Regions from separate parts of the Mus musculus genome. Here regions 2, 3 and 4 are each linked to region 1. A link is a loop called in an ENCODE intact Hi-C map of the cell type or tissue named here. Cell type or tissue: heart. All regions are shown on one strand. Region 1 overlaps Agtpbp1 (ATP/GTP binding protein 1). Region 2 holds the start of Naa35 (N(alpha)-acetyltransferase 35, NatC auxiliary subunit). Region 3 holds the start of Spata31d1d (spermatogenesis associated 31 subfamily D, member 1D). Region 4 overlaps Naa35 (N(alpha)-acetyltransferase 35, NatC auxiliary subunit).

Region 1 (8,000 bases):
GGAGCATATATTTTGTTTCAGTTTAAGTAGTACCGTTCCTCACTGCTACCAGGGATTGAACCCATAGCCTCGTACATGAAGGTCAGGTGCCCTAATACGGATCTGTGCTCTGTGGGTTTTACCACCATGTAGAGGAGCTTATACCATAATAGGAGTTAAACAAGGGGCTACAGAGCGACAGCATTCCTAGTTGTGTTTGACTTGGCTTTGTGGTATGATGCACCTGTCTGACACAGTGTCCTGTCCATCCCCAGGCCTGTGCAGCCTGAGAACAGTTGGTGTGTGCGGGTGTCGTTGTCTTTTTAGGCTTGGCAGTTTGGAGTGTCTGCTCAGTGTACACAGGCCCACATTGCTTTTCTTTAAGGTGAGCCAGGCACAGGCCAGTTTGGTAGACTCAGTCTTTATAATGTGACAGCTCCACAGATGGGAACTTTAGCATTCCAGAAGGCTGCCAGGCTTGCTCACCTTTGTGGTCCTCAGCTGCTGGAGTCTTGCTAAACAGTCTAGACAGAGGATGCAGTGTGTCCCTGTGTCTGAGGGTAAGATGGTGTTGGTTGGTGAGCTTCTGCATAATAAGGATCTTTGACATCCAGCCGTCTACACAGCAGATCGTACACCTCCAGAGCAGGCAGGCCCCTTGTCTAGGCAACCAGGCATCGCCTGCACAGCAGCACGCGGACTTCTTTAGTTCTGTGGCAGTCTGTTCTGTCTTGCGCTGGATGTGCCCACCTCAGCAAGACTACGAGGAGTGCCAGGAACATCTGCTGAGGGGTTCTGGCAGCTTTCCTATCACAAAGGAGAACCTAGCCCTGGTGATTCATCTGCAGCCCCTCCCTATGCTGGTGGTCCTAAGTCAGTGTCTCAGGGGGCAGGACCTTTGCCTAAACAGGAAGCCCTTTGTAGATGACTGTCGTGCTGCCTACCTGCCCTGTATGCCCCACCCACCTTAGAGCATGGCAGCGGCCACACGGCGCTTCATCAACAAGAGGTTTATGGGTTTATGTTAGTTGACATACAAGATTTTTTTGAAGGTGGTTTTAGCCAATTATAGTGTAAATTTTATAGCTTCTGTATCCATAAAGCATTGGTTTCTGATGTAGTTATGAATGCTTGTTTCTGGGTTTCCTTGTGGTTGTGTTGGTTACATTTCGGGCCTCTGGTCACTCAGTCTGTGCGTGTTCATCTGGTCACTTCACTGTCTGTGCCTCTCCATCTGTCACTGCTTCCCCCTTACCACCCACTCGCTTCAGCGCTGGAATTTTTTTTTCTCACGTAGTTTTTCATGTGTACGTACATTGTGTTTCATAATGTAGATTGTAAAACTATCCATTGAAGTGATGTTTCTTTTAATTCCAATCCACGAAGGAGGAGTGTGTAGTGGGCATTCAACAAATGCTTCATGTTGAGTGAGATGCTTCAGATTGATAATAGCCATGTTTTTAGGGAAAATTATGGATAAACCTTCAAGGAGATAGCATAGTATGTAAGCTTACATTTTTGAAGTTGAAACTGAGGGCCATGTTTTTCCCCAGTAACTCACTTTTTATAAATAATTTGAATTATAGGCATTCTACAGTGATAGAAAAAAAAATGTACCTTTATGGCTGATTATGGTAGCTGATATCACTGTGTGTAACTGAGCATGTTCAAGAAAATGTACGTATTTTCAATTTTTAGGGCTTTTACCACATCCTGTGAAGGGGGAATAATTAGGTTTACTTCTGAGCTGTAGTGTTTACAGTTGTTAACCCGTATATCTAAGGATCCTAGCACATGGTACTAAAGTTAAAGTGAGAAAGCTAAAGGCACTGTGAGCGCCGCAGGTCTGAGTTAGACCATTAGGACTTGTCCTTATTTTACTTCTTTTGTACCCAGGGCCCCTGAGGCCTCCCTTCTGCTGCTTTGTGTACTCTGAAAGGTCAAATGGTGACACTAACTGAGCCCATTTATCTAGCTTGAGACATAAAGACTTGACAATGTTAATGTTATTAAAATTATACAAATACTTTGAGTATTTTAATCTTATTATCTAATTTTGAACTCAAGGGCAAGATGCACACAGAGAAGCACCAAATAATGAGTGCTGTTGCAAGAGTAAATGCTTGGAATGGGTACAGACAGATGATACTTGACAAGATTGCATGCTTTTATTGTAGATTCATTTCACTAGTTTTGTTGTTGTTTGTGTTTTCTTGTTGTGTTGACAGGGTTGCTTTAGACACTCTTGCTGCATTGCTAAAATCAAGTAAGTTTTTAAATACTAGAAATAATAGTAATTAAAATACTTTAAATGTATATCTGTGTTCAAGAAGCTGGAAATTAGATTTAGTGTATATAGTTAAAGCTATTTTCTTATAGTCAAAGTTCCTGATGTCATATTAGGTTTATTTCTCAGAAAATTATACTTATATGACATTTACTTCTTTCCTTTTAATGACAAGGCTTTATGTCCTGTTAGAAATATGAAAGTGATGTGCTTAAATAAATTATCCAAGGGGATGGAATAAACTCTAGCTCAATAACCTGTCATCATAATACATATCAGCTTCATATAACATAAGTTTAACATAGTGACTTTTATTAGAAATTTTGTTCTCACCGTAAGTTCAAATTCAAAACACTGTGGAAGTGGTGTGATGGGAACTTGGAGCAGTGAGCTTGTGTGCACATAACCTGCTGCCTTCAGAGCTGATGCACGGGCGTGTGAAGGTGCTGGGGAACGAGTGCTGCATGTATGATGCGTGTACTCTTCATATGGGACGCGTGCGTTCTTCATACATGCTCAGTATGGTTTTCAACTATATTCATAGTATTCTTCCATAAGATCAGTTGCTTCATTAACATTTAATCTTTACATATACTCTTAAAGATCTCTGTTGATGGCTTTTCTGTGCCCCCCATCCCAGTACATAGTAGGCAGGGTCAGAAACTATTGTCAGGGGTGGGGCCCCCTTGTTCACTAAGCTTTTGTGCTATATACTTTTAAAAGTCTGTGATTAGTTAAAAGTTAATCCGTTTCTTCTGGCACAGTGAAAGGCACTGTCATTCCAGTAGGCAGGAAGCAGAGGCAGGGGGATTGCTAGCAAATTCAAGGCTAACTTGGTCTACGTAGTGAGTTTCAGGTCATTCATGACTACATAGTAAGATCCTGTCTTAAAATATGAGTAAAGATAATTTAAAGATGTGATTTTTATGTTTACCAAATTCTCATTTACATGTTTCCCCTTGGGGCCTCAGGTGGGTAACTGCTTCTGTCTGGTGTGATAAACTATAGAACAGGGTCACCTGATGAAGCAAAGCAACTGCTGAGTAGTTTATATTTAATAGCTCTTCAAATTGCACACTGCACAACACAGGACACATAACAATACACGACCGCGTTGAAGAGCAGGTTGTAGAGTTTGAAATGCACTGGGGCAATTCGGAACATTCTTTATGAGAATTTAAAACTTGCTTATTGTGGGTCAGCCACTTACATTAGTGGATAAATTTGCCCTAAAATAAATGTGGTATGGGAAGTGCATGCAGGAGTGGTGAGCCCAGCGAGCGTGCCACCCCGAGTGTAGCCAGGGCCTCACTGGGATGCACAGGAAAGGGTGCAGCTCAATAGCAGACCTACACTTGGTGCTTTGAGAGGGAAGGAGTTTGTAATGGAATCGTACATGAGTTTCTTATGCTTGTGCTCAGTGCAGATTGTAGGTAACTCTCATCTTATTTTAAGGGCCACTTCAGCACCTATGTTTGAATTATAATGCATTCTTTATTTGGCATGTTACTTTTAAAAAATAACATTTCCCCTAAGTACCATTTAGGCTTTTGTAGATTGCAGCAGAAACAAAAATGTAAATATTACAGTGACCGTAAAGCTTTTAGCAAAGTCTTTTTCACAGCTAATAAAGGCTTATGCATGTCAAGTGGTGTAAACAAAAGTGTGTATTCACTTAAAATACTTTTGCTGTTTTTGAGACAACATCTGCCCTATCAAGGCTGGCCTGAACATGCTATGTAGACAAGGATGACCTTGAACTCCTGATCTTCCGGCCTCCACCTCCTGAGTGCTGAGATTACAGATGTTCACCTTCTTTCTCGGTGTATGTGCTGCTGTGGGCTGAACCACAGGACTCTTGTTCCTGATATAGGCAAGCACTCTATCAACTGAGTTAGATCGTTAGTTAGCCTTAAAGCACAAGGAAATAATGTGGGCCAAAACAATTCAATGGATGTAAGTAGCAGCAGCCTTGCAGAGACCAGCCATGAAGACCCAGTAGAGGGTCTTTTTGTTGACTTTTGTTTTTTTCTTGTTTGAGACAAGGTCTTGTTATAAGAGGCCAGGCTGGCAATCCTCTTGCTTCCAGCACCTGGGTGCTGATACCAGGATGCACTAGACTAGTTCACAGTAGTTTACAATAGAGGTTTTAAAACACTGTCCTAAGAGACCCACCGCCTCCCACTGAGCCCTTTGTACCTGTGTAGTGTCAGAGTATAGTTGTAAAGGAGAATGAGTCTCTATCTATGTGCTATGATTCAGTCCCTGTGAGCCTGTGTAGAAAGTAAGGGTCACAGTAGGTGGTTAAGGTCAGCACCATCTCGTCCACCGCCTAGCCAGCGCCTCCTAGTGGGTAACGGAGATTAAGAAGAGCTTTGAGCTTGCTTGTATCTAAGCAGCCCCGGTGGGCTGCCCACCCCGCCCTGCTCTGCAGCCCTTACAGACCTGCCACAGCAGCTCTGGGTAGCACCCCTGTTGTCTTGATGGCATCCCAGGGCTGCTGCTTTGGTAGGTGTGTCCTTTTGGGTTGTAATCTTAAGAAAGAGAATTCAAATGTATGGATTCTTTAGTTGTGTTCCATTAAAATTGATCAATTTAAGAAAACCTATAGTTTTTTTACATTAAGATTTTACTACCTAGAAAAAAACCTATTTTATAACCACATACTATTTTTTTTTACCTTCTATGTACAATAAATTATATTTTAAATTTTATGTTACTAAGAAGTGGATATCTTATATAATTGTGGAATAACTAGAACTGTTAATTCCACTGGGAAGATAAATTTTATAAGTAACAGTAGGTATAATTCAGTGGATTAAACAGCTTGTGATCGAAATAAGCAAAAGTGATAACGGCTTTAACAAAGTCATGCTCGTAGCTGGTCACTCAAGGAGTCTTCTGTCTCATGAAAAAGACACTTAAGTTTCAAAATATATGGAGTTTTAAAATCAGTAAAACTAAATATAATTACAGACCTTGCCATAGTAAATAAATGTATTTTCAGTCTTGTTGAGACCATGCTGCCATGAAGACCCGTTGGTCTCACACTGTGGTCTCATCTTGACTCTGGGTGTGCTGGGGCTGCAGGTGTGCACCACCAAGCCCAGCCAGTAAGAAGATGCCAGTATTTGTAAATCATGATAAAATAATTAAGCAGGAATGTTTTTGGAAACTAATGATTTTTGGAATGGGCTATAATTATTTTATTAGAAAATTATTAACTAAAGGCTGGGAACTGATCACAATACTGATATTCTGCTTTTTGTTTGATTCTTTTAAAAACTTTTTCCTGTCATTTATAAAATTACCTTTCCCAATTTTCTTTTGTTAAAGAGACAAACGCCAGGAGAGCGGTGGACAGAGGGTACGTTCAAGTGCTTCTAACCATCTATGTAGATTGGCACCGGCATGATAATCGGCATAGAAACATGCTCATTCGGAAGGGGATTCTACAGAGCTTAAAAAGTGTCACGAACATCAAGTTGGGCAGAAAAGCATTTATTGATGCGAATGGGATGAAAATTCTGTATAACACTTCTCAAGTAAGCTACTTTATTTTTGTTATTCTGTTTTAATGATAATGTTTTGGTTCTTAGGAAAATGGATTAATGCGCACGTACTTAGGAAAGTATACATATGATAAATATATTTTAAAATTTCTTCACACAAAGAATTTCACTTGATTTTCACATGTGATCTCAGAGGTGACTAGAGAGAATGGCGGGGGCATTTGTCTAGAGAATGAACCTTGTACTGCAGCTATATAGAATGTGCCCAGTGGGAGGGTCTCCTGATGCTGTGGGCGGGTATCTGTGTGCCCTTACAAGGTATTTGAGGATTCGCCACTGGAAGGACCAATATGCTGTGAGCATTAGGAGTGTCTTTCTACTGGATAGAGCCATGCAGACAGAGAGAGAAAGCTAGATGTAGCCTGCTAGCCCTGCAGGGTGTCTTAACTTCACACATCACCACAGTATGCCACCAAGGCCTTTTCTGCTTCCTGGGGATCGTCATTAGAGGGGACAGAGGGAAGTTGCAGTGTAGCCTCCTGTCCTTTGAAGTGACCAGCCAGTTATTCAGGCTGCTCTTTGTTTTCCACACAATAAGCAACCTCTCCACATGATAGTAGTTAAGGTATTAAACATATGGCATGTTTATTCTGACTGTATTCATTTTTCCAGAACTATCTTATATAATCGTTTTTACTGTCCAGATACACACTTAATAGGTATTGATGTATGATTATGAATTAGGTGGTTTAACACTTCCAAGCCTTGTCTGTTTAACTAAGTTAGTCATGTGTTGAAGATTCTGTAGTATGTCAAAGTGCCACCGAAAGGCCAGTTGTCACTGACAATGTTGTTAAGTCACCTGTTCTTGACACTGGCTGACCAGCCAAACTCTTAGGTGTCTGAGTGGGATCTGCTCTCATTGTTGTCTTGTAGCCGCCTTTTATAGGAGAGAGAGACACAGTCAGTGCACCTGACTGTACCTCTTGCACTGTAGCCAGCCGCCTCTTATAGGAGAGAGGGAGGGAGGGAGGGAGGGAGGGAGGGAGGGAGAGAGAGAGAGAGAGAGAGAGAGAGAGAGAGACAGTTAGTGCACCTGACTGTACCTCTTGCACTGTAGCCAGCTGCCTCTTATAGGAGAGAGAGACAGACAGACAGACAGACAGAGAGGGGCACAGAGAGAGACACAGTCAGTGCACCTGACTTTACCTCTTGCACTGTAGCCAGCTGCCTCTTATAGGAGAGAGAGAGAGAGAGAGAGAGAGAGAGAGAGAGAGAGAGAGAGAGAGACACAGTCAATGCACACGACTTTACCTCTCACACTGTGGGTCTCAGTGCTGCCCTCACTCGTCACGCCCTAGACCTGCCAGGTGTTGGAGGGACTCACACTTGGTGACTTTCACTGTCAAAGATAAATACTGAGTTTTGCCTAGTGAACGTTTTAAGGGAAAATGCTACTGGACAAGTCACATGTGCCTCCCTGTTACAGGTACTTCTGAAGAGCAAGGCATTAGATAGCTCTGTTGTGTTGTAGTGTTCCCTGTGTGCTGTTTGTGGCTACATTTCCAGTACCGCAGTGCTGAGCTGTGGTCTAACTCTCATCATCTTGTTTGAACAGGAGTGCTTGGCGGTCAGGACTCTTGATCCTCTTGTCAACACATCCAGTCTGATAATGAGAAAATGCTTCCCCAAAAACCGCCTTCCGCTCCCCACCATTAAAAGTTCTTTCCACTTCCAATTGCCAATTATCCCTGTGACTGGACCTGTGGCCCAGCTCTACAGCTTGCCGCCTGAAGGTAGGGGTGGGCCATGGGCTGCTGTGGGAGTCCGTGACTCTGTTGTCGAAAATGTGTATCTGGTTGTTTAATGTGCGCATGAGGTGTGAAAATACACAAAAATTTGTCAGCAATCAATGTAAATATTAAAAGTATAAGGTGGAGACATTATATAAGTTGATGTCATACAAGATAGTGACATTACATTAAGAGGATGACATCAGATGCTCAGTATGTTTGCGATTACCTGTGTAGCTTTTTAAAAGAATTTTAATTACACATTGGTAGTAGCATCATTATTGTCACTATGTGGGCATCCACATATGTTGTGTGTGCCATGTACATGCACATTTGTGCTCCTGGGTCTGTGAGCACGTGAGAGTCAGAGGACAGCCTTCAGATGTTGGTTCTTCCCTTTACCAGGTGGTTGCAAGGATCAAATGTATA
Region 2 (8,000 bases), 70 kb before region 1:
CTAGGGGTAGACACCCAGACATAGGCACAGGCAAGGACTTTCTGACTAGCCCACGAACCGCACAAAAGAGCCCCAGAATGGGCAAAGAAACCATTGACAGAGGGAATACAGCTGATGAAAGGAGAGAAAACCCTTGCTTATTATTCTTCAGACAGGGGTTAATATCTAAAAATAAGGAACTCCAAGAATTAAATACCGAAAGAATAAAGTGTCAAACAACAAATGGGCTAATGAACTGAACAGACCATTCTCAACAGAAACTTGAGTAGTAAATATTAGTACAAGAAATGTTCAGCACCCTTGATCACCAAGGAAAAGGAATTAAAACTACTCTGCAACTGCACTTCCCCCTAGTCAGACTGACTGTGAGCAACAAGACGAACTGCCCATGGAGTGAACCAGGGGCCCCAAACTCACTGTGGGTGGAACCCGCATAGCATGCTGAAAATCAGCCAGAGATTTTCAAAAATACAAATAAATAAAGCAATCTAGAGCCATCACACTACCCTTCTGCATGAACGTGGGCATAAAATCGGAAGGTCTTATCTCACAAGATACCTCACGCCCACATTCACAGCTGCTCCAGTCACAATAGCCAGGGAATGGCAGCAGCCTTAGATGTCCACCAACAGAGGAACAAATAATGAAAATGTGAGATAGACACATTGTGTATAATGAAATGTGAGAAAGACACACCATGGAATATACACACTGTGGAATTACCTCAGCCATAACGAAAAATGAAATCCGCAGAAAACTGGATAAAAGTAGAAAATAAATTATGTGAGGTAACTCAGGCTCAGAAAGGCATATTCCCTGAGTACTGTCTCCCATGCGCTCACTAGATGCTAACTGTAATCCGTGCATTTACATGGAAGCAGAAGACCATGGACCAGTAAAGAACCCATGAGAGGGCAGGAAGAGGCTCTAAGGAAATGAGGCGCGGAGGGTAGCAGCACTCAGTGACAGGACAATACAGAGAAGAATACAGGGTACAAGGAGAAGAGGGGAGAGAGGGAGAGAAGTGACATAAAAGAGAATCAACCAAAATGAGTACATATGAAAATGTGATGAGAAAACTTGTTATCTATATGTAAACTATAAACATCAAGAAAAATACACTTGAAATCTCAGGCTCGAAACCTTTCCCACTGCCCAAAAAACAAGCTCAAACCAACAAAGCAACAGCACTGAACCTAAACACTGTTCTGTGGCCAGGCAGTTATTTAGGGTCGACAAAGGCAATTCAGTTTAGCTCACTCTAGGGTCTTGTCCTCACCTTCACTTACAGAAATGAGACTTTTCCTTTAAGACACAACTTCACCCTTTCCCACTTAAGGCTCATGACGCCAGCTGTCCAACAGAGATGACTTTAAGAAAAAAAGAACACAATGACAGATGTGAACCATTTAGTCACCCCAACATCTGAGCATAAAACCTGCCATATAACACAGCTCTCCTCCTGGTAGACATAGAGCAGTAGACTTACAGGGGAGACTTAGTCCAGGGTTCTTCTACTTTCTCACTGAGACAAACTTGAAGTGGACATGTAGTTTGAACCATCAAAGGGACAGAAGGCACATGGTTTCTAGCCCCGGCTGGCTTCCTTTCTACCTGGTGCTGCACCCAGTCTTCACTCCTCTCCTTCAAAACCACCTTGTTACTACCAAAGACCTGGCTGGCAAGCACATGGGTCAGGAAGGAACACCTAACCACCCAAGCTTCCCACTCTCCCTTATCTGCACCACCTTACCCAGTCTCTCGGCTCACTTTCCCGACCCCAGCACCACTCATCCTATGCCTTTACTCAGTACCCGGCCTTGAACCCATCCTCTCTCAGTCCAAGCTCTCTCACTGCTGACTCCTTCCTCTCGTCCTCCAGTCTGTCCCTTAGACTGCACACACTCATGTGTGTCACTCTAAACACTTGCTGCTGGGGAGGGAAGAGTGTTCTTACAGAGGGAAGTCTACACCGCTCACAACAGTCTTGCACTTCTCAGCTTCAAGTGATCCTGACTCAAACACCCAAGTAGCTAAGACTACTAATGGCACTACTAGTACATGCCACTAAATCTAGTTATTACCAAACACTGTGGCCCTACTATGTGCCATACACAGCTCTATATTCTACAGTTATACCCACGATCTCTGCCACTATCAAGCTCCTATCAGGGTAAATAAAGCACAAACACCTACAATCCTGGTGATAAACAGGGTGGCTCAATTAAGATGCCCTTTAGCCTATCTGTTTACAGGTTATCTGCTTACAGGTGCCCTTGTGAGCCTTCACCAGGAAAGATACATAAGATGTGCAAAAGCCATACACAGTGGTCTGATACAAAGTAACTCAAGGTGCAGGGAACACAGTTCACAGAGCCAGGCAAGGCACCTTGGTATTCACTGGGATAAGAGTGGGAAGGACAGGGCAATGGGAGGAAACAGCCCAGAACTTAGGAAACCATGCCGGAGAAGCCTGGGAAGTCACCAGAGGATCTTAAAGAGAACAATAGGACACGGTCATTTTTAAATCTCAAATACGCAAAAATTCTTGTGCCCAGTTAAGTGTGTGTACAGGTAGGCACTGCTATCACGGACTGATTATCTAACCTGTTGAAGTTAGGAAACTTTAGGAGAAAACTGTCAAGGAGCCGGAAAGAGCATTTGGTACACAATCATGAGAACCAGAGTTCAAACCCCAGCATAAGCCAGGATTCCTGAAAAGGCCTATAACTCCATCTCCAAGGGATCCAACGCCTTATTCTGCCATCCACATGCACTCAAGTGTGAGCACCCTCACACATATGTACAAATACAGAAAGAAAAATCTCTCTTTAAAAAAATCGCCAACATCCGTATTTAAAGTTTTACCCGATATACATTTGCTTTAGACCAAAAGTAAAAAAGCAAAGAGCAGAGTAATGTATGGTTATCAACACTGAGCCTGACATCATACTCCAGGCTTGTAATCTCAATATCCAAGAGGAGCAGGAAACTCAAGGTCATCTCCACAACAAGAACATTGTCAGCCTGGGCTACAGGACACGTTCTCAAAAACAAAACGACAAATCTGAGTAAAAAAAAAAAAAAAAAAAAAATCACAAGGTTGTCTTTCTTTTTTTTCTTATTCTTTCTTTCTTTCTTTTTTTAAGTCAAAGTTGAGAAAACCTCATGTATCCTGCCCCAGGCTTTGAACCAAAAAGCCCCCAAATTCAAAACTCACCTCGACAAGCATCTTCAAAATCCTGGGTTATGTCCACCCAGCTTGTGCTACTTTTTTCCATTTTTTCCGGGACCCCGAGCTCCCATCCCGAAGCATCGTCGTCTACAGTAGCTTTCATAACCATGATGCCTGCAAAGGGAACATTGGTGTGAGGCTGGGAATATAGCTTTGGCAGGCACAGGAGCTGCAAAACTGCCCCAAGTGTTGGGTGAAAGACTTCCAAAACTCTGCAGGCAGAACGCCTTTGAATTCTGCAAAAACAAACAAACAAAACCCAACCACCTAGCTTTGAGCAACCTGACCTCACATAAACCGGGCTGCTGCTCCCGCACTGATTCGCACTTGCCAGGACTCACAACTTCTTCCAATCCCTCCAGAGATCTTCAAGCATCCCAGCCCAAGACTACAAGTCCGGAGACGCCGGCTGTCAAGCCCGGCCTCCGGGAATCAGAGCCACCCTCAAAGCTCGGCAGCGACCGAGCATCCTTCACCTGGCGGGCTTCGCAAGACCAGGGCCTTGCCTCGCCCTGCAGGCGCCTCCGCAGAGACCCTGGCCCACCGCGGGCCGAGCGCCACTGAGACCGAGATCGAGGCGGAGACCGGTCCACGCGGGGAACCGGCAGCAGGCGGCCCTCGTCGCCCGGGCGACACGGGCACAGCCCGGCCTCCCGGCGCGCGCCCTCGGCTCCGACCCGAGGCGCGGCGAGGAACCGGCCGCCGGTGCCCACTCCCTGAGATCCGCCACGGCGGACTTCGGGGTCGTACCGGCCCCACTTGGGCCACCCCGGATACTTTCCCACGACCACCCGCGTCAAAACGCACCGTCCGCGCCACGGAGATAACGACACCGACAATACCGTCGCCGCCGCCGCCCCCTCCCCTCGCAGCCCCGCCCCGCCGGCCGCGTGCACGCATGCGTACGCCCTGGGCGCGCGCTCCCGGCTCCCGACTTTCGGGACTCCGCGCACCGACCACGCCCCCTCCCTCACCTAGGCCGCCGCATCCGGGTAGGCGCGCATCCTCTCTTCTCGCGGGATTATAGCACATCGCGAGACCGGAAACCATGCACCATTTTCCTCCCCTCCGGCCGAGACCCGGCCGTGGGCGGAACCCAGAGAGAGGCGGAGCCTGGAGTGCTTCCTGGGAAACTCTTTAAGGTGACTCAAGGGTGAAGGGGAGGGGTAGGGCTTCCGGGGAGGGGCCAGCTGCCGGCCGTATTGCTGTTTTGTGGTTGTGCAAACTGACCTTATTTATTATGTCTTGCATTCAGCGCGCAAGCACTTTGTAAAGGAAAGAAAAATAAGACATTTACATCGAGCTTGCTAGCACGTTTCTTCCAAACTCAGATGTTTTAGTTTTATCTTAATAATCCTGACATAAAGTAGATTGGGTGTGGATGTGGGTGGTGTTTGGAAAGGAACCCAGGTCCTTTAATTAATGAAAAAATAAAAATATTTAAAAAGGACACGACTGCTTCTAAGTATGGTGGAGGAGAAGGTTGAGTGTAGGTATGAAGGAGAGCATAGCCAGAGTCAGACATCCAGAAGGGTCCAGAGGGAATGTGACCCTGAGCCGGCTCACGGGAGGAGAGCAGAGAGGAGAGCGGGGAGACCAAGGGGCCAGGGGAAGGGGTAAGAGAAGAACCAGGTAACCAAAATGTCTGCGAAGGCAGCTGGGGGGCAGTGCAGCCCAGCCCCTGTGCTGGAGTAAGGGGGCCGGGTATGCCAGCCATAGCTTCTACCAGGTAGAGACTGGGATTCTAGGAGAACGTTCCGTTCCGCCTATACATGTTAAATAGGTATCTCCGTTAGCATTTGTCCCAGGGTTGAGAGCTAACACTCAGTAAGAGTACACAAGCAATCTGTCATTGGGCTGTATCCTCGGACTTCATGTTGATTGTTTAAATTTTTTAAAAATTGTTTCCCCCATGGAGTGTATTTCCTGAGGACAAGAACTTTGTTTTCGTTTAAATTGCCCTAAAAACGTAAGGCATGTAGTTAGTTCTCCTTAGAAGAGGAGAATGAGTAAAGAAATCGCACAAACTGGTTTAATGACCTTTTGAGACTCCAGAAGAAACCTAGAAAAATGTGAACAGGGTTCATCTGATTTGTTCAATATTGTGTATAAGGGCGTGACAAACACTAATTTGATAAAGATTCATGGAGGGGGCGGCTGTAGAGATGGATCATAGGTTAAGAGTGCTTCCTGTTCTTCCACAGAACTTAAGTTCCATTCCCAGGACCCACTGGAGGTAGCACAGCTACCTGTAAGTGTGGTCCAGAAGTGCACTGGCATACGGGTGCTGTACACTCAAGTAGACACATAAATAGATCTTTTTAAAAAATAAGAGGATATATGGGCTTGAGAGATGACTCAGTGTTTAAGAGCACCAATTGCTCTTCCAGAGGTCCTGAGTTCAATTCCCAGCAACCATATGGTGGCTCACAACCATCTGTAAAGGGGTTTGGTGCCCTCTTCTTGTGTCTCTAAAGACAGTTACAGTGCACCCATAAATATAATAAATCTTTAAAAAAAATAAAATAAAGCCGGGCAGTGGTGGCACACGCCTTTAATCCCAGCACTTGGAAGGCAGAGGCAGGAGGATTTCTGAATTCGAGGCCAGCCTGGTCTACAAAGTGAGTTCCAGGACAGCCAGGGCTATGCAGAGAAACCCTGTCTCGAAAAAAAAAAAACAACAAATAAATAAATAAATAATAATAAAATAAAATGAGAGGACATAAAAGCTCTGTGTGTGTGTGTGTGTGTGTGTGTGTGTGTGTGTGTGTTTCCCTGGCAATTTAACCTAGAGCCTTAGTTCTACACTAAGATAAATTCCTAACTCCCTCGTATATACTTTCTCACCTCTAGATCACTTGATTATTACAATGTAAATGTCTTCTGAATGTTTGCTGTATTATTTAGGGAAGGATCACTCCATTATTCTGTGCATGTTCAAAATATTTTTCTGGATGTTTTTCATTCCTTAGCCAGATCCATGGCTGTGGAGTCTCTGTTTATCCTATGCTGACTGTATTTATGTCTCTTTCATAGTAAAGGTCTCTCAAGTCCTGACTGCTGGCTTTCAAATGGTAGATGGAGCCATTGTGTTCCCTGCAGGGACTTGTCAAATGCTGACACCACTGGATTCATCTGGGCTGTTTGTCATGAGCTGGTTTAGTTTCAGAGAGGTGGCATCTCTAACCCAAGGCCCTCCTGGATGGGCTGTGCAAACTGGATACTGCACAGCTTTAGTGTAGGCATCAAAAGGTCCCTGGAGCTTTGCAACCGAGTCCTGCTCTCAGAATCTGCCAGCTGCCAGCCGCCAGCCGTTGAGTAGCAGAAGAAATCTGGGACTTGAGGGAGGACAAATCTCAAATCCTTTATGACATTTTGCTGGACTCTTTTGCATGGGGTACTTTGTTATCCTTTTGTTATCCAAGCCGCACCCTGCTGACAACTCCCCCTGCTTGCTTCGCCTTTCACAGTCTTCTCAGTGGATTGATCGGGGGCAGAAGGGAACTCCACACAACCGGGAAGAAGTCAGATCGTATGCTTCTTAAGCATGGAGTCCTGCTTTAGCCTCGCCCTGCCCTTCATCTCTAGAGATGCTTCTGTGAGTTCTCGAATGTGCAGTGGTGCAGGTGTGTCCTGCAAGTGACCCCATCCTTTTGGAGTAGCCATTGTCCAGCTCCTCTATCTGCCCATCTTTTCAACTGTACTGTCTACTTCTTCCCATTCCCTCTGCCCTTGTGTCTTTTACAGAGATTAACATTTTCACTCCTCCACATTGAATAGATAAATAGATAACCTGGCTTTATGATGGTGTCTAAATATACTCCATCCCCAGTGTTCTTACTTGTAACGCTTTGTAATTGGGGGTACTGTGATTGGGCACAGCCTCACCTGTGCAGAGCCCACCACTCACTGCACCTCCCGTCGTCTTTTTACTTTTTACTTTCAGACAAGGGTTGACTGTGTAGGACGGACTAGCCTCAAACTTGTGATTCTCCTGCCTAGGCCTATCCTGAGACCAAGTCCAGCAAGGGACAGGCACTGTCACTTGCAGAGTTGTAAGAATCCGACTTTCATGAACTGCAAAATCCCAAAATGCATCGCTCTTTTCCGTGTTTTGCAGCTCCATCGTAAATTACTTCTCATCTGGTTTTCTTGGCTCCATACAAGAGTGAGGCTTAGTACTTCACTTAGTCACATTCCGGGAATATTTAACACTTGTGGGACTATTGAAGTTATTAGTATTTGCACACAGTGATGATCACACCTGGACTCGTGAGGAGAACTTTGTCACCCCTCTTCATCCTGGCCCATACACGGACTTGGCTTTGCCAATGTCCCATGAACTAGAGATCTTAGAGTTCTTTACATGGCTGTGTCCAGGTCTACAACACATAGTCACTCAAGGCTTCCTCTATTCCAAATTCCTCATCATATAAATTCATGTTTGCCTGTCATATGGAACCGTCTTAGGATTTCTATTGCTGAGAAGTGACACCATGACCACCTCAACTCTTATATAGAGTTGAAAAGTTAAACTCTTAATTTTATTTAATCAATTTAATATTTAATTAATAAAATAATAAAATTAACTAATATTAATATATAACTTACAGTTCAGAGGTTTAGTCATTTATCACGGTGGGAAGCACGATGGCGCTCTGACAGACGTGGTGTTAGAGAGTAACTGAGAGTTCTACATCTTGATGCACTGGCAGCAGGAAAGCTAAGAGCCACTGAGCCTGGACTTTAGCTTCTGAGACCTCAA
Region 3 (8,000 bases), 210 kb before region 1:
CTGAGGGCTTAGCCTCCTCCCCGCCCTCACAATGGCTCTATGACTCTTCCCTGCTCTGTGATGCAGGCCTGCCCACTTACAGCCTCAGCTCTCAGCTGCCTTAGGCAGCCCCTGAGATTCACACTATGAAAAAGGTTCTCTCCATTCTCAATAGCTCCATTCTAACTAGCGCTAAGGAATCATGGTTGAGCATTGGCTCCATCTTCGTGGACATTTACCCCAAATGCATCATTCTGAGTGTACTTGGGCTGCTGTTTTTGTTCCTAAGGTACCTGATACTGAAACCCTTCTTACCCACACAGACCAGCCAAGGAGTCAGGAAGGTAAGGCTGTACGGAGACTTCCTGGGGGCACTCTCTTCTTTTGTAGTCGCTTTTTCTACTTTCATGTTATCCAGTGAGTTTGGCTGTCTGAGCGCAGTACCTGAGCTGTTACGATACTGTGGAGAGGAGAGAGCACTGCGGACTTAGAGCAGGAAGCCTGGGATGGAAGGCATTAGTTTCATCTGATCTATAGCCTCCCTCCCTGGGTGTCCATGTCCAGTGTAAAGCACCCATTCCTGGTCTTAATGGCTTGGCTCCAGGCGTCAGGCTTTCTAAAAGAGAACTGTGTCTGCTGACATTGGGTCCCAGGCCCCAGTCCTGCCTCAATATGTTCCTTCAGCCCCCTTCTCCTGGCCTTCCAACTATGGCTACAAGGGACCTCTGAGCAGAATCTGGAGCCTGAGCTTTGAAAGTGTCTCAGGGGCAGCATCACCAGAGCCCTGGCCCCAGAGTCTGTGCTGCTCAGCTCAGGACGTCATCTTGATATTCCCAGCCTGAAACTTGCAGATGAAAATCTTCCTTTGTTTTTCCTAAAGAAGGAAAAACCTGAAAATATTCTATTACCTTTGAAAGTAAATAATAATAAAGATAGGCATTAAACTCGCTTGATGGGAAATTATAATGTTCTTGGTTAATGGACGTTTTGGGGATCCTAGGGAAAACATCAGGAAAAAAAATATGTTTTCTTTTTGTTCACAGCAACAAGGCAGAGCTAAGCGGGAAAGGAGAGCGTCATTTAATGGTAGGCTCCCAGCTCGAAGGTCTTACCACCCCAGTTTCTTTCTTCCTGTCATTTCCATAAGCGTCCAGTTCCATGATCTGAGGCTATTCCGTCACCAGGCACACACTCTGTCCCTGGCAATAGAGCCCTCAGAGAAGACTGAGGAGGAGCCCTGTGTCCCCCCTCAGCTCACCACAGGCAGGAAGCAATGATACCTGACCTGGGCAGTAGGTGCTGCCCATGCGGTGAGCACAGGAGGCATCTAGGGAGGACTACGGGTTATTTGGGAGCCCCAGCTCCCACTCCTAGTATCATGTGTGTACTTCACACCTGGATGCTCAGCCATCTCTGAGGAAGCCCAGCTTGGGAGCTCCTGTGTGGGGTGTCCATGAAGAAACACGGGAGACTGAGATGACTGATGCTCGTGAAGAAACACGGGTGAGCAGGTGTTGCTGGCACTGTTGCCAGTGACGTCACCACGTCTCCTGTTTCCTGATATCAGACTACAGTAGCTCAGGTGTTTCCCTTAGAAGAGATGCGATGCCCACATCTTTGTCTTTCATTCCAAACAACCCATACCCCTGCCTTCCAGAATTCAGAAACTTCCATGGAGAAGCTCGGGAGCGGAGGAAGCTGCAAGCTGTTGTGCAAAGGTGACTCTTAACGCCTTTCCTTCACCGCCTGTCCCCCCAAAACCCCACCCCAAGGTCAATGTGTCCCGGGGACTTAGCATAGCCTACTCTTGTCATGGGAAGGGATAGCTAAAGGAGCAAAGGAATAAGTGTATAAACTGGGGGTATGGGGTGAGACTGCAGCCTCCCTGGTGGCCAAGGACAGAGCAAGAGGAATAAGCACAAAAGCTTCGGGTATCCGCACCCCAAATGGGCTGGTAGACCTTCTTTTTTATGCGTGCTGGTTGTCCTAGTTTTGAATCTGTCGGTGTGATAAAACACCCTAACCAAAAGGGACTTTAAGGAACAAAGGTTTCCTTCAGCCTACACATCCAGACCATGCTCACTTGTTGAGGGAAGTCAAGGCAGGAACTTGAAGGCAGACCTGACTGCTACTGTACACATCATTGCCTCCAAGCAAGGATGTGAGCAACCTACTTCACATCCAAGCACTGTGGGGAGTACTGCTTGCTAGCTCAAGTGGAGGTAGGTTCATAGTCAACTAGTTTTCTTAAACACGGCAGCACCATCTGCCTAGGGATGGGCCGGGCCTTCAAACAGCCAAGACAACCTTCCCGCAGGCCTGTCTTATCTAGGCAATCCCTCCACAGAGTCTCTTCTCTCAGGTAAAGCCTAGGTTATGTCAAGTTGACAGGTAAAGCTAACTGGAACCCAGGTCCTGACTACAGATCTGAACTTTGTGTGTTCTTCAGCCCCTGTGGGCAGCTCTACGACCCCTTCTACTTCCGGCAAGCGCTTTGTCAGGATCCCCGTTGTGATGTGTGCAATGGAGCCACAGTGAAGGTCAGGCGACTGCTCTCATGGGCCAGCCTAGAAGACTGCTCTGCCTCTGCATCCAGTATGGCTTCCATGGCCTCCACAGCTTCTGTGACTGAGGCCTCATTCACTCTCTCTTCTTCCCTCTCCCCAAGCCCTTCGGGATATCAGCTCTCATCTTTTTCAGTTGCACCTTCTCCCCCTCCTCCCTCCATTCTCTCAACTAGCACGTTCACCCCCTTGGAAGACACCCTTTTGGGCACACCACAGGGTGACTCTCTGCCACCAGAGCCCACTCTCACAAGCACTGGTTTCCCACTGGATCACCTCCTACCTCACCCACTTCCCAAGTCTCCTTCCGTGGCACATCCTGCAGCTCAGCAAACAGAAGGGCCTTTAAGACCGGAAGACATTCTCTCCTTGGCTGGCAGCCATGGTGACCAGTTTCTCCATGCAACAACAACTTGTGATGCCTTGCCAGTGTCCTACCAGCAGCAGCCTGGTGCTCAGAGCTCCTCCCCATCCCAGTTAAAATGCTTAGTTAACCAAGAGATACCCAACCACTGCTCTTCTGAAGATTTTTGGCGGGGACAAGCCTCACCCCATTTCACAGTGCCCCAGAAAGTCCTGAAAATACTTGAGAGACAAGAGGAAAGCCAGGCTGACGTTCTTACACTGAAGGACAGGGAAGGAGAAGCAGAACCAACTGCTGAGCAGAACCTAGGAGCCTCCTTTCCCCTAGGGGGCAGCAGAGTCATACTCAGCGAGCTCAATCCTCAGCAGGGGCTTGCTCAAGTGCAGAGCTCTGGGGGCCAGTTAGAGGCCATGCCCATGCAGCACTTCTGGGGCCTCCCTTATCTCCACAGCGAGTCCATGAGCTGTATCACTACACTGTCATCTCACTGCTCTTCCATGTGCATCTGGTTCAACAGGACCACAGACTCCCCGGCCCTGGCTCCCCCCTCACCTCTGCCCTTGCCTGAGAGACAATCACAGACCTTGACTCAATCTCAGTACCAGAGCATCCAGCTTGCCACACCCCACTCCCAGCTTCAAACACTCCCAGGGCCGTCACCGTCCTCTCAATCTCAGGTTAGGGTTTGCGGTGTGTATTTCCGCAGATCCCAGGAGGCAAAAGCTCTATTGCAATCGGAAATCCACCACCTAGAGTACAACATGATGGCGAAAGACCCGGAGAGGGAGTGGGCTTTACCCTCTGTGGTCCAAAAACCTCAGGAAGAACTTTCCCTCCTTCCTTCAAAGCTCTCCCTGGCCATAAAGTCCTCCAAGCTCCAAACTCCCAGGTCCGTTCCTCCTAGAGACTTCCCCCTGGCTGACGGGTTCCAGAAGATGTTCGAGCAGCACCTTCGAAAGAGGCTCATCCTACAGCGCTGGGGCCTGCCTCAGGGGATCTATAAGTCGCAGCTGTGGGCAAATCCTGACCCTTCAGAAGCATCTAAGAGCAGCTCTGGGCTCTCTGGCTTTAAGCACAAAGACAACAAAGCCTGGCCCAACACTGTGTCGAACCAATCTGGAAGCCCCCAAGAGAAGTCTGTTTCTGTAGAGAGAAAAACAGTAAAAGCACACGAACAGACTCTAGAGATTATCCAAAAATATATCTGCAGTAACTCCAAGACTGCTCTAGACAACAGCCTGCCATCTGACCATGAGAACCTACAGGGCCACTCAGGCAGTCTGTCAGATCAATCTTCAGAGACCTCACAGGTAAGCCAATGTCGGAAAAAATTTGAAACTCCTCCGAAAGAACATTTGAAAAGCCACATCGATGGAACCAATGAGGATCAGGTCCCTGTCACTCTGTCCAGATTAAAGCATCGTCCCCTTCATTTTAAGCCATGTGTGGGCAAGGAAGAAAAAAAGGCTGAGAGACAGTCACCTTCTGATATCAAGGATGAAGATACCAAAAGCGTACACAGAATTACAGTGCCTGGCGTGCAGCAGACATCTGTTGTCTTAGACACCACCATCCTGAAGGAGTCAGAAGCCAAAAAACCCAGCCCAGATGTGCCCAAAATGTTGGCTAAGGCTGGCCCCATGCCAGTGGGTAAGAGCCTAAGTTCTAGCAAAATAGTCCAGGGGCCTCAAGGGACAAAGATGGATGACAAACACGTATTTGTATCCAACAAGGTCAGTAACATAGTCAAAGAGCAGCTCGGTGGCCTTCAACCACGACCTACCAAGATCTCGAAAGCCAGCCAGTGCAAGAGTGCTAAAGATGGAGATGGGAATACACCAAGCACACAAAGAACCCAGTTAGCTGGAAGAGCCCCGGAAGGAATATCAGGTCCCCCGGACATTCAGGCATCTGACTTTAGTTGTCAGGTGACCAGGGAGGAGAAATCCGAATCAGAAAACCGTCAGCCCATCCAAGCTTCAGAGCCCCCAAAAGTCATGCTCCCTGTCTCAGATAAACTCACTCACACACCTTTACCCATTCATGATCAGATGCCTTCCAGCGCTCTCACCAATGCAGTTCAGGTGCAGCCACAGGAGCCTGAGATGCCTGCTCACTCCTTAGGCAAGGGTCTGAACAAGGACAGCCCTCAATCTGCCAAGAGGTCGTGGAAAATAGAAGGGGTTGCAGGGCCTGAGACGTTACAACCCAGTGGGAAGATTCACCGTGCGCAGGATAGCCCGACCCCGGGGAATCATGGGAAAAGACCGATCCCACCGTCACCGCCCGTGAAGGCCCTGTCTCCTCCTGAGCATCACTTCAGGAAGCAGGTCAAACACTTTTTCCAGTGGCTTTCTCCTGACAGAAAATGCAAAGGACAGGAAGCACTCCTGAAAAGGGGCACTTCCCCACCGTCACCAGCACACGACCCGGAACAAAAGGGGAGAGCTACCTTTCCTGGGAACACTGTAGCTCAGAAAGCCCTGAGAGACTTTGGGAAGGTCCCCAAGGAGCAACCGGGGCACAGGCATGGTGCGGCAGATACCATGCGCCCCCGCGTGCCCGTATCTCCGCCCACCAAGCCTGTAAAAACTAAGCCGAAGAGAGAGTATTGCGTCCCAACAGACCCAGTCCAGGGACGCCAGCTCCACCCCCCAGCACCGGTCTCTAAAGTGCCAAGTCCCAGGTTCCACAATCAGGCCGCTGCTTTTGTTGATCAAAAGAGATGCGTGGCAGAAAGGGCCAGACAGCCCCAGAAATGTGAGGCTTTACAGCCTCGCCCATCCGCGTCCCACAGAGAGTCAGAACTGCGCCAAAATCTCCTGTGGAGTCGAGCTGGGAAAGTTCCTCAGGGGACACCCCCCTTTGCTGTAGGGACTATGTTGGCCGACATGTCCCGGTTATGTGAACAGAAAATTCTGGCTCAGAATTTCAGAGGAAAAGCTTTTGTCCCCCAGAAATAATCCACCTCTTAACAGTACTCAGCACCCTCAATAAATGTTTTCATAAAGTAATGTCTTTTGTGTGGTGTGTGTGTGCGTGCGTGTGTGTGTGTGTGTGTGTGTGTGTGTGTGTGCGTGTGTGTGTGTGCTGTGCATGGAGTGGATTTTAGGAAAACACAGGGCTCGTGTTTAGGGAAAGGGCTGGGTTCATTCAGCTCTCACCAATTTCATTGTGTGCCTCTGAGGTGGCCTGGCTCCCTGTGCTCTTGTTAGGAATGGATGTGATGAGCCTTGAGAAGAACTTTTGGTCCAGCTGGCTTCCTAACTCTCAGCTCAGCCTTAGTGCTGATGTGCAGCAGCCCACACCTCCCCCTCATTGACTCTCATATCCTTGAGAGCGAGGGCCTCCTTACCCTAAGATGTGTCACCTGCAAAAAACAGTTCATCCTCTCAGAGTGGTTTTGACTCTGGAAAACCAACCCAGAGAGACAGCTCTCTTCCCGAGTCATTTTCTTCAGCCTGTTTGGGTTTGTGTTGCTAGGATGAAACATCATGACCAAAAGCCACTCGAAAGGCTTATTTGGCTTACATATCCCAAGTTAACGTCCACTGAGGGAAGGAAGCAAACTCAAGAGCTGCTGCTGCTGCTGCTGCTTGCTGGCTTGCTCGGCCTGCTTTCTTATAGAACCCAGGACCACCTGCTCCCTCCTATCAGTTGGAGGGACTGGACCCTCCATCAATCATTAATTAAGAAAATGTCCTACAAGCTTGCCTGAAGCCCAATCTTAAAATGAGGCATTTTATCAACTGGGGTTCCCTCCCCGCAGATGACTCAAGTCTGTGTCAAGTTGATAGAAAACTAGCCAGCACAACTACCTAATATTCTCCTAGGCTACTAAGGAACCTTGGCAACCCATAGGTCTGCCCCACCCATCAGCCTACATTTATCCTAACTCATGTTGTCTTGCCCCACCAGCCTGGCTAGTTAGTGTTAACCAACACACACTAGTAAGCTAAGTCCTGAGCTGCCTCTGAGGCTGATCCCAGAGGCCCCTAAGCAATCCCAGCGTGCCTCCACGTCTCACTTTACTCCCACTACCCACTTCCCAGTGCCATTTCCCAACGTACTCTCTTGTATGGCCAACTAACCTGCCTGCCAGGGCCTTTCCCCAGATTCCCTTGGCATGGTCCTCTGTGCTAGGCTGCCCGTTTGCCCAATTCATCCAGCCATATCACTGTAACCCGTCCTGATTCGGAGCCTCTTGGCCTGCAACCTGCCTAGTTCACGAGCTTTCTGCCATCCTGTGCCGCTGCCCTCCACCCCATTCCAACGAGTGCAACTTTCCCCAGGGGGCACTGCCTTCCTCGCTCCATTCTGTCGGGTACGCTGTGGTCCTCTAGCCCCCCCCCATGACCTGGCCTGCCGCATGCTGCTTCCCCCCCCCCCCGCACCCCCGGTCTACCCAGCGTGCTGCAGTAACACCCCGCTTGTCTCCCACACCTGCTTATCCTGTTTCCTGTGTCTCCTCCTCAGGCCAGCCCCGCCTCCTGGTTTGCCAATAAGCATTTCTAGCAGCCCCCCTTCCTAGCCTGCATCTACCAAGCTGTCAGCAGATCATGTTTCTGGCCGCCATTGCTCCACACAGCAGACCAGTTTCTCCAAGTCACCCATCTGCCTGCAAGCCCACTCTGCTCCATAGCTTACCCTAGTCCATCCACATGGACGCCCAGGCTGTTACCTGGACTGTGAGCCCTCTATTCATCAGATTACCTTTGGCCTACCAGCAGTCTGCCGCTTAGCCTACCTGACCCTATTCCACCAAGCATGTCCCATACCATAGCATGCGTTGGTGTGGCTGCCTGTCTCACCCTAATGTAGCCTGCTTTGTTGCCTCTTGATTCTTGTACATGACTGCCTTGCCTTCCTGAGGTCCTCCCTTCCAGACATCTCAGTCCACGGCCATGTGGCCTGCTCTCTAATGCCATTCCTCCCGTATCCATTCCCTACCTTACCCTGGTCTATGGCAGCCTGCTCAACCAATCTCGTGTTTTCAACTTGTGGCCACTGACCTGTCAGTCTGTCTAGTCTCTGATTTCCCATTGGTGGCTGGTTATCACCTTACCCTAGTCTACAGCCTGTCTGACCACAGT
Region 4 (8,000 bases), 110 kb before region 1:
ACCTTGCAAAAATGCCTGGTATTGCTCAGGCCAGCCACACTAGAGTCCACTCCTACATATTATTATCCTAGGAATGCTAGAACCATCTACTCATGAGGTAAGGTGTCAACTACTTGAGGAATATGAGGATGGAAAAGGTGCCTGTTAAACTGCACCATTATTATTATAATAATAATAATTTATATTATTATAAAGTACACTGTAGCTGTCTTCAGACACACCAGAAGAGGGCATCAGATCTCATTACAGATGGTTGTGAGCCACCATGTGGTTGCTGGGAATTGAACTCAGGACCTTCAGAAGAGGAGTCAGTGCTCTTAGCCACTGAGCCATCTCTCCAGCCCAAGAGGGAATTTTAAACACATTCTGTACGAATGGCAGTTCCACAGAAGCCTCGATTCTCACCACTTACCTTGAACATCCCAGCACACATGTTCTGATAGGCCTGGCTCATTGTGATCTCTCGGCTCAACGGACGAACTGCAATTAGAGAAAAGAATCTTTATAATCTTTCCCCCTCCCTCCCTCCCACATTACTTCTTGCCAAAATTCTTTAGTACCAGATCTCTGAAGAGCATGTTTGCCTAACTTGTCAGCTCACTTCAGTTGTATTATCTGTAGATTTTGGTCATAAAGTTTAAATTAAGAGAAACAAGAAGAAAAACTCATTTAAAAAAAATGTCCTGCTCTGCTCTATTTTTTTTTTTTAAAGAATCAGGAGGAGTTGATGTTGGGAAACTGGAAGGAGCAGAGGGAGGAGGAAGTGCTGTAGGCATAGATGAGAGAAGGTTTTGGCTTTTTAAAAAAACCCCACCCCCTGCTTATTTACTGAACATAAACTTCACTTTTGCTTCTCTGATGTAAACTTTATGACCAAAATCTACTAATAATACAACTGAAGTGAGCTGACAAGTTAGGCAACTGTGTTCTTCAAAGAGCATACCAACGACTTTTGGCAAGAAGTACTGTAGAGCCTTTGAAACGTCTGCTTCCCAGAGATCTGTGATTGCCTGTCCACACCCACCACGACAGGACAACTCCAGATGGACTCCTGCTTGCTCTCCCACTTAGTCTGCTTGTACAACTGAGGACAACTTGCCTCCTGCTCTAAGACCCTCTGGTGCCTGGAGGTGCAAAGGAGCTCAGAAGCAAGGCCCACCACTAATGCTGGCTGGGATCCAGTCTCTCTTCCGTTAATGATGGCGAGCGAGAAAGAAGCCCGCAGACACATGCAGCCACTTCGGCTCACAAGGAGCTCGTCACAGACGTGTCTATCAGACAGTCCACACAGCCAGATGTGATGGCGCACACCTGTAATTCCAACACCCGGCAGCCTGCTAACCTAAGACACTGTCAGAACAGGACTCAGGCGGTCTACAGCACCTTTCTTTTTCTTCTTTGTTTTTTTGCTGCTGCGGCCTTTCTGCTGTTCCTCCATGATCCTCTCCTCTGCCATCTGAGAGCCGTCAGCGCGGCTCAGGGTTGACATCAGCCATGCATACAGGAACTCGGAGAGGTACCTTAACAGTCACAGAGTATCAATTAATGACAGAGAGCTACAGGAGACAGCTTTGCCAACACAAGTATTAGTAATCATGGACAGGTTTTATTATTTCATCCTGACAAGAGGGACTGAAGCCATGGCCTCAGAGACGAACACAAGCAAATACTCTAATGTGCCTTCAACCCCACGTGGACAGTTTGTAATGCTTTAAAATTTGAAAAAAACAAAAAAACAAAAAAACAAAAAAACTTTTTTTTTTTGCCGTTTGATCAGAGTAGATCTTATGTAAAATGAGCACTAGACATGATCTCTCCCTTTTCCCAGTTTACAACTTCTCAAAAGATTTCTGGATAATTATCTACATTCATACAAATTAGAATATCTTTAATTTTTTTTCACTGTCAGGACACAATTCACTCCAATCTATTAAGTAAATATTTTCTTTGCAACAAAAATGAAACAAACTGATTTAGAAAGTACAGAAATTATTAGTATTATATAACAATCATTCTAAAGCTTAAAAACATCTAGGCTTATTTAAATTTATTCAAAATATAAAATAAGATATTCTAGTTCAACGCTAAAAAAGAATTTAACCTTACAATGCACTCTAAACCAGAAAAGCAGTTCAAATCTAGGAGAAGGGACGCACTATTTTCAGTGTAACCAGGAATAAGGTAAATTAAAGACTACTCATATACAATTAAAAACCAAAGATCTATAAGATGTTTATGATCTCTTATTATACCTATTTTAGGATGCCTATTTCCAAAACTGCCCTGAAAGATACCAGGTAGGCTACAATATCAAAGCACATATAAGACATTACATTGAAATGTATTATTCTTCTTCTTCACATTGTGTGAGGGTGACAGATGGCGATGAGTCCAGAGAGCACACATGCAGACTACAGGACAGGTCTGTGCAGCCCGCTCTCTCTTCCCACCTTTCCTGTGGGTGGAGCTGAGGTCATCAGGCTTGTGTGGAAAATGCTTTGACCTGCTGAGCCATCGGCGGCCCACGGAAACTAGTTAAAGTTGCCTTTGGAATTGTGTTTTGAAGCTGCATCGTCACAGCTCCTGAAGGAGGCACAAGGGGTCCACCACTGCATGGAGGAGTGCAGAACATCAAGAGGCACCTGGCGGCTCTTAAGGAGGACATGTAGTATCACTTTACAGACTACAAAGGAATCCCCACTGAATACCATACAGCCAGAAGGTTGCTCTGTCCCCTCAGTGCAAAGGTCCCCAGCGAGATAACAGGTGATACTTTCCACATTCTCTGAGGACAGACGGTGAAGGAAAGGGCTGATAGGGCCCTTCCAAACACCAGCTGCTCGTTTTTAAGGACTTCAATAGTCTTTCCTCTCTCAGGGCAATGATTAAGTTAAATGAATTTAACTATAAGTTTAAAGAGCAAACAATACCAAAGTGTAACATATCAAATTTTGACATTTGATGAAGAAACTGTTTAAAATTGTCTCGATCCCTTGATAGGTGAAGATAATTCACGATTGTCATCGTGATGATCAACACTTGCTTGCTGTGTATTTTCTACCTGTTCTCATGTCTAAGATAGCCGCAAACAGCCTCTTCATAGAACTCCCTAGCTTTCCCTCCACTGAAGGGGAAGCTGCAGCTCATCTCCCAGTGATTAGCCTGCAGTCATGGTGTCCACAAGAGAGCGCATTCCACCAACTGCACCCGCACCATGCACCCACTAGTGCTGCACAAGTCAGCAAACAGCACTCTCTCTTCTCCACAGTTGCAAATAAAAGATGGTCGAATTAACCCATTTATTTTTATGAGTATTTTCCATAGAATTATTCCAACAACAGAAAGGACATTTGTGTAATGTTACAGCAATATTTGTGTAATGTTACAGCACTAAAGATGTATACTTTGACCTAGCTCTAATTCTCAAAATATTTTACCAACTGTGCCACAACAGTAAAAATGCACTAAGGAAAAATATTCCAGGGGCCAGTGAGATGGCTGTGCTGGTCAAAGAGCCTGTCAGAAAGACCGACCACAGGACTCCAATCCCCAGAGCCTATCCTTATAAAATCAAATACAGTCCCTCGCATCTCTAACACCACTGTTCCTACAGTGAGACTGTACGAGGAAAGTAACCTGGGGATTGCAGTCCAGCTGGCATGGAGACCGTGCCTCAGCACGGTGAAAGGGAAGCGTGTGTGATCAGAGACTGCATGCACACAGCAACCCCGACTGTACACTTTATAGATGCACACAACGTCTCTGCTCTCGCCATCACTGCTAGCGGCAACAGCGCTCACCAGTAGATGTAGTAGTACTCATGCATGCTGTACAGCTCCAGCTCAAAGCCACTGAGCAGATACTGGATCATAATCCGGAGGTTATGGTAAAGAACCCAGGTTCCTAAGCAGGCCAGATGTTGTCTCTGAGGCTCCTGTTTCAACAACATAGTATGAAGCGCTGCATCAACCTTCTCTGCCTGTCAAAACAATTGTTACTTTAGGGTCAATTAGTCAGATAGTAAGAGAATCTGAAAATATGAGCAGAAGATGTAAATCTCACACTCCAAACAAAGTCTTCCTTTCAAATGCATCAATGGTAAGGTTTGCAAAGGTCTTACCCTGCAATACTTAATATTTACCCAAATTATTCCTCAAAATAAACATGCACATTAATGCAAGTTAGTTTATCCAGGCAAGGAGGTGGACATGTTTGTAAGCACGGAGCACCACCAGTCTACTCCAGAGACTAAAGCAGGAGGATCATGTGAGCCCGCCCAATGGCTAAAAATAAGCCTGCGGAAACAGGCCCTGTCTTAAAACAGACAAGCTTCAACTTGTGACCTCAGGTCTGTGGTGTTAGTAATGGGAGCCACTGCTGGCCGTGAGTCACCTTTAAACTGTTTCATGTCGGGTAACTTGTCATGAAACCATAGTTATCTACACAAGCCACAATTTATCTTGATGACAAAGCCATGATTTAAGATGCTTATAAGGTATATCCTCACATTTCTTCAAGTACGTGCTTCTCTTGGACTATAAAACTGTTACATTTTAAGTGGAAAAACAGGTATATCAGAGTAAAAAATTAATCCACAAATCACTGTTTTGAAGAACTGCTTTTCAAAAGTTAAAGTATAAAAAAAGTATCCTGTGAGACCCAGGCTGGCCTCAATGCATGATCCTTCTGTGTCACACTGCCAAGTTCTGTGACTATCGTTAATGCTCTCACAAGAGCTTGCTATTCTTGAAACCTATGTCTTGATGAATTGTACAAAAGACATCTGGCTCTTACCTCATCTTGCAAGGTAGCAAACTCCTCAAGAATGTGACCAAGCTTGTCTCTCTGCCGAGCCCTGTTATGGCCATGGATCTGAACAAGACTACAAAACGGCTGTAACACACAGACAAATTAGTAACTGTCAACATGAACTTCCTCTATCCTAAAGAAACAATATGCCAAATTCTTAAATCTTGTTAAATGCATGTAAGAAATGCACAATTACACTGTTGACGTTTCTTACACAGGCGCCCATTTTTAAAGACTTCAATATCAGAATTTATAAAGAGATGGGAAAAGGAAGCTTTTTGTGAAATATGATTTCCTATGGCAAAAGTATACTCCTTCAGGAATTGTCCTGCATTTCCTTTTCTCCTTATTTTAAACTAAGGTCAAGATTACAATACTAATGTTTCTGTGGTAGTTGAGTCAAGGCTGCTACCTCTGGCTCTTCTATTCCTAAGGACCTAAAACACGGCTTCCTGTAAACTCTGGAACACTATACTAATCCGACAACAGACACGTATGGTGAGCAGCCTGCATTTAGAAAATGTGACTAACTTCTCTGAAGCATAACAAAGCTTGTATCAGTGACCTCTGACAGGCTGTCTTTGGACTAGCAACTGTTTTAGAAGAGTTCAGAGGTACAGGGTGGGCATCTCTCATCTGAAAACTCAAATAACTAGATGATAGATAGATAGATAGATAGATAAATGGATAAATAAATCAAGACAGAGTCTCACTCTGTAGCTGAGGGTGACTGATCCTGAAGTTGTGATCCCCTGTCCATTTCCTGAGTGTTAGGACAAAAGGCCTGTATCACCAAGTCCAGTTTTCAAAAAAAATTCTGAACATTAAAACTCCCCATACTTGAGAATATGCTAGATTGCAGGTTTTTGAAATAGGGATACTCAACTCACAAATATTCCAAAACCTGAAACATTTTTAGTCCGGGCACCTCACATTTCACAGAAGTGATGCTCAGGTGCTCAGCCTGCTAGCATCTCACTCTTTAAGATGTAATTTCCAGAAAGTAAAGCAATACACCTGCGATAATATTACAGAAATAAAATCCAGTCTCCTTAGTCTTCCACCATACAATACTGCCTTCATGCTCACACTTGCACACACACGTAGCACACATGAACGCATGCAGTAGAATTAGCCCCTAGAGAACTTCCTAATTGATTATTCTAAGAGAAGTGTTAATATAATGAAGTGAGAGAACTATTTATATAATTAAATAAGAATGACTAGTAACTTAATCTACAAGTCTGTATATTTCCCCAAACTGAAAAAAGAAAAGTTTGCAACTTTATTTAAACTAACAGTCTTAATTTACACAGAAACCTTTCATTACAGCAGTACCAAGATAAGCATATAGGAATGTTACAAAAACATTTTTTAAGGTCAAAAGTGAAGCTTGTATGTCCATTTATAAAGCATACTAGGGAGCAAGGGCTTTCCCAGCCAGGAGTTACAATGTTTCACTTCAGTCCCCATAGACAGTGGTAGTTATCTGAACCTGCAAAGAGTACTATACTCACTCAAGCAGTAAGAGGAGAAAAAATGTTAACATAGTCACTAGATATGAATAAGACATGGGGGAAGTATAAATGAGTAAGAAAGAACTGTGCAGCATAATTTTCCAAGTACCCATCACAACAACCCAAGTTGAGTTCTTACCCGAACACAGTGAGTAACAAAGGAGTCGATACAGTCCTTAGCCTGGTGATTATTATATAGGCAACACCTGCAAGATAAGATTCACATCACTAACATCAAACTAAGTAGCTTAGGCAAAAGAAGCAGTGATTACTACAGAAGCTACTGACAGAGAAAACACAACCAAACCCATGGCTAGGTTGAGGAACACCAGCATGATGCTAATCGTCTCATACTCCTGTGCTTTGCACACACATGTATGCACACAAGTGTAGTCAGAGTAAGGTGTCCAAAGCCCATGTCTCCCTGGCCTTCTGCCTCTTATTTTACAATATTATCCTCTCAGAATCTAGAGTCCTAAATCAAGATGCAGCCTCATTTGCAACCAGAAATTGTCCATACACCACCACTCCATGTTTCTTGGACTTGTCTACTCTCCTTGAGAAATGTCCTTCCTCACCTAACTGCCCCTTCCTCGAAATTTTTAAGGACCTGCCACCTAGTCCTGGAGTAGGTACGGAGGCTGAAAGATACCAGGATATTAAAGACAAACCACGAAGAGATCAGTGATAGGGGATCTAAGGGGACCAAGGAAAAGCAGAAAAGACTTTCCCCTGGTGCCTTGATGGCACTTTGACAGAGATGAGCAATCTCGGATGACTCAGAAAGAAGGAGAACCTGACCACACAACAGAGAAGGACAGGTGGCCAAGAGAGAGCAAAGCAGAACACAGGAACAAGGGCTAGAAAGAAAAAAAAGAAAGAAGAGAGGGGGGAGCTAGAAGACTCTGTCTTTAACTGACAAATAGTAAGATTAGAATGCAAACCCTCCCTGACTCTTTAAATCTAAGTAGCTGAAGGAAAGATGCTCACAAACAGCCTTAAAGGAAGGACAGAAAGCACTCCCGACAACAGCAGAGCCTGATGTGACATGGATGTCACAAAGAATATCTGTAGGTGATCCAAAGACCTAGGGCATCAGCTAATTGTGCTGCTGGTTTATGCAAACTTGACACAGCTGGAGTCATTTTAAAAGATGAAACTTTGCTTGGGTAAAGCCCCTTACCAGGTCGGCCTGTAGGCCTTTTCCAGCTCACTGTGGGTGGTGCCACCCTGGACTGGTCGGTCCTGTGTGCTGTTAGACAACAGGTTCAGCAAGCCAGGGGGAGCAAGGCAGTGAGCAGTGTTCTCCAGTCCTCTGCATCAGCTCCTGCCTTGTTCTACCCTGGTTTTCCTTAAGTGATGGAGTGTGACCTGAGAGTTGCAAGCTGAAATAAACCCTTCACTCCCCAAGTTACTATGGTCATAGCATTTAATCAAAACAACAGAAACCCTAATGAAGTTGATGTAAAAGGAGAAAAGTGAAACAACTGCTAAACAAGCAATAAGGAAAATGATATGATTTGGTGACTTAACGGTGAGTTGTAGAGAAGACTGGCTAAAAACCATTCTGGTAAAACTCCTGAAATCTTGAAAAGAAACCCTAGTGAATCAGAGGAAAATTTCAAATCACTTACAAAGAAGAAAGAGAGAGAGAATTAAAACAGCATTGGGTGG

What was found. Peaks named below come from ENCODE experiments on the same cell type or tissue, not always from the same donor. Only the 100,000 strongest peaks of a DNase experiment are listed, where the experiment ranks them.
Region 2: a loop joins it to region 1, with 4 times the contacts of the local background. A loop is called at or near these places in 8 of 42 quality-filtered maps.
Region 3: a loop joins it to region 1, with 3 times the contacts of the local background. A loop is called at or near these places in 11 of 42 quality-filtered maps.
Region 4: it touches region 1 in a loop (2.6-fold over the local background); 2 of 42 quality-filtered maps call a loop at or near these places.

Annotation. Positions count from the first base shown.
Region 1 is chr13:59,511,898-59,519,897 of GRCm38, reverse strand. Agtpbp1 (ATP/GTP binding protein 1) reads left to right here. Exons shown (of 26, transcript NM_001377097.1): 9 at 2,208-2,245; 10 at 5,603-5,811; 11 at 7,397-7,574. Among named protein-coding and RNA genes, the nearest start is that of Agtpbp1, 41 kb to the left of the region's middle. In heart, a CTCF peak has its summit at 4,621 (motif pointing left); no DNase peak of the experiment used is centred here.
Region 2 is chr13:59,581,502-59,589,501 of GRCm38, reverse strand. It overlaps Naa35 (N(alpha)-acetyltransferase 35, NatC auxiliary subunit), which reads right to left and starts at 4,169. Exons shown (of 23, transcript NM_030153.2): 1 at 4,043-4,169; 2 at 3,221-3,349. The coding sequence starts at 3,344. It overlaps A230056J06Rik (RIKEN cDNA A230056J06 gene), which reads left to right and starts at 4,279. Exons shown (of 2, transcript NR_045633.1): 1 at 4,279-4,377; 2 at 6,272-8,000. In heart, a CTCF peak has its summit at 4,896; DNase peaks (open chromatin) are centred at 4,271 and 4,881; H3K4me3 peaks cover 2,489 bases; H3K27ac peaks cover 2,135 bases.
Region 3 is chr13:59,723,846-59,731,845 of GRCm38, reverse strand. Spata31d1d (spermatogenesis associated 31 subfamily D, member 1D) reads left to right here and starts at 94. Exons shown (of 4, transcript NM_177711.3): 1 at 94-323; 2 at 1,023-1,065; 3 at 1,637-1,697; 4 at 2,429-5,921. The coding sequence starts at 126. The coding sequence ends at 5,870. In heart, no CTCF peak of the experiment used is centred here; DNase peaks (open chromatin) are centred at 3,245 and 5,148; H3K4me3 peaks cover 820 bases; H3K27ac peaks cover 1,902 bases; H3K27me3 peaks cover 574 bases.
Region 4 is chr13:59,621,398-59,629,397 of GRCm38, reverse strand. It overlaps Naa35 (N(alpha)-acetyltransferase 35, NatC auxiliary subunit), which reads right to left. Exons shown (of 23, transcript NM_030153.2): 15 at 6,466-6,532; 16 at 4,795-4,893; 17 at 3,801-3,979; 18 at 1,384-1,520; 19 at 413-480. Among named protein-coding and RNA genes, the nearest start is that of Naa35, 40 kb to the right of the region's middle. In heart, a CTCF peak has its summit at 3,198; a DNase peak (open chromatin) is centred at 4,287; H3K4me3 peaks cover 363 bases; H3K27ac peaks cover 2,009 bases.